2 separate regions of the Homo sapiens genome follow, and region 2 is linked to region 1. The links are chromatin loops, found by intact Hi-C in ENCODE. Cell type or tissue: heart left ventricle. All regions are shown on one strand.

Region 1 (2,500 bases):
TTTGAAAGGCTGGACACCACTGTACCCAGAACAATAAATGCCACATCATGCATTCATTCTAATGATAATCTTTGTTATTTGAGAAAAGGGGATCGTGTATTTGCATCCCACCAGCAGGCTGAGGCTATGGAATCTCAAAAGAAAGCAAATAGCAAAAGAGAAAGTCGCCTCAGGGTTTTGTGACAAGTTTCCATTCTGGTTCCTTCCATTTACAGTTTCATCAGTTTGTGAGAAAGGTGAACGATAGACATTTAATCAAAATAAAATGTATGGCAAGGGTTATAAAGCCAAGCTATTATCGTGGTGACACCTTACAGTAGTGGAGGCGATGATTCTGATGGCAAAGGCAACATAGAGAATCAAAAAATGAACTTGTATGAATCATGTCTTTATGACACTAATGGCTTACTTTCCTCGTCATCACAGTTTTTTTCCACGGATGAGGAGGAAATCAGAGCCATAAATCCACTGAGTCATTTTCTGTTCCTTCAAGTTCATGATAAAGTTGTCAAACTGTGAGACAGATTGAACTCTTTCCAGAGGTACCTTCTGTGGTGGATGTTTATTTTTCCATTTTCTTGTCACAGGCCATCACAACTGGTGTGCTTCTACTGTTGGCTTACAGAGAGTGGACCCAGAGGTACCTGGTAAATATACCGATGCCAAGTAGGATGGTAGAGAGGCTTTGAAGGTCAAATCACTACTAAGTTCAGGATGGAACATAAAAAATATGATTTCCAATTAGAATTGAATTTGGTCTAATTGATGCCTTACTACAATGGATTTCAGAAATAAACTCTGTTTTAAAAGATTTTTTTTTTTTTGAGACGGAGTTTTACTCTGTCCCCCAGGCTGGAGTGCAGTGGCATGATCTCGGCTCACTACAACCTCCACCTCCCAGGTTCAAGTGATTCTCCTGCCTCAGCCTCCCAAGTAGCTGGGACTACAGGTGCACGCCACCATGCCCAGCTAATTTTTGTATTTCTAGTAAAGACAGGGTTTCGCCATGTTGGCCAGGCTGGTCTCAAACTCCTGACCTCAGGTGATCCACCCACATCAGTCTCCCAAAATGCTGGGATTACAGGCATTAGCTACTGCGCCCAGCCCTGAATAATTTTTATCTGATCCCTGCTCCAAATATTTTCTACAAGTTCCTGTGATCATTATTGTATTTGGGGAGGACAGAGCCTGTGTTAGTGCTCCTAAATTTCATTTTGAAGAAATGGATCTATAGGCTTCTCTGCTTTTAGTAACATATTTTTAATTCTCAGCTCCTTAATCTGGGATCTCCTTCCAATCTTCTTGGTACCTCTCCTTCTAAAAAAGGATGAAAAGTCTATGCTATCTTGCATTTCAACTGCATAAAACCAGATAATCCCATGATACAAAAAGACTACATTATCTGATTATAAATTTTATTGCCATGGCTAACACAGGGCTTCTCAAACTTTAATGTACATGTAAATCAACTAGAGATCTGGTTAAAATGCAGATTCTGATTCAGTAGATCTGGGTGAGGCCTGAGATTCTGCATGTCTGCCAAGCTCCCAGGGGATATCAGTGCTACTGAATGATGGACCACATCCTGAGTAGCTGAGTAGCAAGAACCTTGAGCAGGGATTTTGTTCACTCATCTTTGTTTTTCCCAACCCAGACTAGTTGCTTCCATGTGATGGGAAACACATAAATAAACGTTTGTTGAATTGAACTAATTTAAATTTTGCCCCAGTTGGCTGATATATTATTCTCCTCTGGTGTAGATTGAAAATGAAAGGCGGCAGGAGGGAGAGCATCAGGAAGAATAGCTAATGGGTGCTGGGCTTAATACCTACGTGATAGGTTGATCTGTGCAGCAAATCGCTGTGGCACATGTTAACCTATGTGACAAACCTGCACATCTTGCACATGTATCCCGGTACTTAAAAAGTGAAAAAAAAAAAAAGAAAATGAATATACAAGGGACATTTTTAAGGGAAAATGAAAATATAAAGAGAGAGTCGTGATTGATTTCTCCCTCATTTTCCAATAGGAGAGATTCATAGCCAGCATCTCTTTTATTTTCTTCATATTGCTAAGAAGCCTTTGAAATATTTTGTTCCCAAAGTAACAATTTATTTTTGCTTTATTTTCAGGGGGAAGCTACTTTCACCTTTGTGATTCTGAGCATTATGGGATGTCCACTTCATTTTGCAATAGCCTTGGAATCTGCTCTCCTGGGCCCATATTGCTTCTATTCATTTTCAGGGATTGCAGGGACTAATTACCTTGGCTATGCAGTTACCTTTCCTTATCCATATGCAAAATTCCCATTAGCCTGTGTGGACCCACCACACTACGAAGAGTACCACCTGACACTTCAAGCCCTAGACCTGTGCCTAAGCTTTACCCTACTCTGTACATCCTTGACAGTGTTCATCAAACTTTCTGCAAGACTTATCCAGAATGGACACATAAACGTAAGTTTCAACAAAGGGGAGGCAGGTTCTTGTTCCATCTTGTA
Region 2 (2,500 bases), 160 kb after region 1:
AAAGAATATTCCCAGTAAAAGGTTTATGGAATTTAAGAAAGTATAGTTTGGAATAAACTTCTAATATTAAAAAAGCAAAAATTATATTACAAAAATTCAGATGTTAATTTGCAGTGGAGGGAGAAAGGAGTTAAACTGAAGTATGATTATATAGGAGACAAAAGCTGAGACTCGTCTGGTAAACAATTAAGAATTGAATCAATTTTTCAGATATTTTAGGCAAAATTGTTCTCTATTGCATTTTTTACCAGCCTATAAAGCATCATAGACCAGGTCAAGTTAAATACAGGCAGACACGACACAGAAGAGATCAAATTGATGCAAATGCTTTAAGAAAATAGATTTGGCCGGGCACAGTGGCTCATGTCTGTAATCCCAACACTTTGGGAGGCCAAGGCAGGAGAATCACGAGGTCAGCAGTTCAAGACCAACCTGGCCAACATGGTGAAACCCCGTCTCTACTAAAAATACAAAAAAAATAGCTGGGCGTAGTGGTGGGCGCCTGTAATCCCAGCTACTCTGGAGGCTGAGGCAGGAGAATCGCTTGAACCCAGGAGGCGGAGGTTGTCGTGAGCCAAGATCGGCGTCACTGCACTCCAGCCCGGTGACAGAGTGAGACTCTGTATAAAAAAAAAAAAAAAAAATTAAAAAGGCCGGGCGCAGTGGCTCACGCCTGTAATCCCAGCACTTTGGGAGGCCAAGGAGGGCAGATCATGAGGTCCAGAAATCGAGACCATCCTGGTTAACACGGTGAAACCCCGTCTCTACTAAAAATATAAAAAAATTAGCCAGGTGTGGTGGCGGGCGCCTGTAGTCCCAGCTACTCGGGAGGCTGAGGCAGGAGAATGGTGTGAACCGGGGAGGTGGTGGTTCCAGTGAGCCGAGATCGTGCCACTACACTCCAGCGTGGGCGACAGAGCAAGACTCCGTCTCAAAAAAAAAAAAAAAAAAAAAAGAAGAAGAAGAAAAAAGAAAAGAAAAGAAAATAGATTTGGCTTTGAGTGTGACATCAGGAAAGAAACAGAGTTGATTGGCTTAGGTGTGGGAATAATACTGCTTTGGGATGGATTGAGAGATTAAAGTCATTTGAAGTCTAAGAATAAACATAATATGATTCCATTCATGTAATAAATGGATTAAATCTGTTTTTGTACAGACAAAGAAAATTTCTGGAAGCTTGCACACAAAAAATTAATATGGTTACTTTTGAGGAAAAGGTGTGAAAGTTTAGGTAGGATAAAGAAAACTTTACATACATTTCACATGCTTCTGTTGTTTGAATGCATGACATTAAAGATGTGTATTTATGTATTGTAATAATTCTTTTAACCCAACATATTAAAAAATTATCATTTCAATATATGTGATCAACACAATATTATTAGTGAAGTATATATTTATGGCTGGTTGATCTGAAACAGGTAAAACCACCTCGGGCTTGTGATTGATGTGAAGTGAGGGCAGGCCTGTGGGACTGAGCCTTTGACCTGTGGGGTCTGATGCTATATCCAGGCAGATAGTGTCGGAATTGAATTGAATTAAAGGGCACCACATGAATGTCTGCTGTAGAGTTGATTGGTTGCTGGTAGGAAGAAATCCTCACACATTTTGGTGACCAGAGGACACAGAAGTATTTTGTGTTGTGAGAGTAGAATACGGGGAGAAGTTTGTTTTTTCTGGGACTAAATCTTTCAAAGTCACTGTGTATTTTTTAAGCTTCCAGCACAAATTTCTTTTCTGTTATATGTAAGCTCCACAAGGGTAAGGATATTTGTTTTATCATTGTTTGCCCAGCACCTAGCAGAGTGTCTGGCACAAAGCAGGCATTCAATAAATATTTGTTGCAAGAAAGAGAGAGACAGAGAAGATAGGTCTCTTGTTCCTCAGGTATGTTGACATTACAGTGTCTTATGTGGCTTATATCAAGTGAACACAACTCATTCACTGAGAAAAAGAAACTCTAACAAGCTAAAAACAAGGGAGGCCTTGGGCAAAACCAGGAATTAGGTAAGACTTGTTTTTCATACCCCCTTCTATGCTCTTTCATCAAGCAAAACTCCAACTCTAGTTCTCTTATTCTATTCAGAATATTTCTAGTGCAGCTATTAATTTACTTTAAGGCATATGGATATTCTCACTATAATTTTGCTTCCCAATGTGTTACACTTCTCTAGGTTACTTACATTTTAAGGGATGTATATTTATATAGAAAAAGAAGTTCAACAGTTTAACAACAATATTAATAAAGAATTGAGAAAAGCTACAATTAAGTCTTTTTTGTTTTTTCTTGTTTGTTTGTTTGTTTGTTTTTGAAATGGAGTCTCACTCTCACCCAGGCTGGAGTGCAATGGCGTGATCTCAGCTTACTGCAGCCTCCACCTCCCAGGTTCAAGTGATTCTCCTGCCTCAGCCTCCCGAGCAGCTGGGATTACAGGTGGCTGCCACCACTCCCTCCTAATTTTTTTTTTTTTTTTTGAGACGGAGTCTCGCTCTGTTGCCC

The links. Peaks named below come from ENCODE experiments on the same cell type or tissue, not always from the same donor. Only the 100,000 strongest peaks of a DNase experiment are listed, where the experiment ranks them.
Region 2: a loop joins it to region 1, with 4 times the contacts of the local background. A loop is called at or near these places in 1 of 110 quality-filtered maps.

What each region holds. Positions count from the first base shown.
Region 1 is chr3:171,851,395-171,853,894 of GRCh38, forward strand. It overlaps TMEM212 (transmembrane protein 212), which reads left to right. Exons shown (of 5, transcript NM_001164436.2): 2 at 588-647; 3 at 2,133-2,456. Among named protein-coding and RNA genes, the nearest start is that of TMEM212, 9.3 kb to the left of the region's middle. In heart left ventricle, no CTCF peak of the experiment used is centred here; no DNase peak of the experiment used is centred here.
Region 2 is chr3:172,011,146-172,013,645 of GRCh38, forward strand. No RefSeq gene overlaps it. Among named protein-coding and RNA genes, the nearest start is that of FNDC3B, 27 kb to the right of the region's middle. In heart left ventricle, no CTCF peak of the experiment used is centred here; no DNase peak of the experiment used is centred here; H3K27ac peaks cover 188 bases.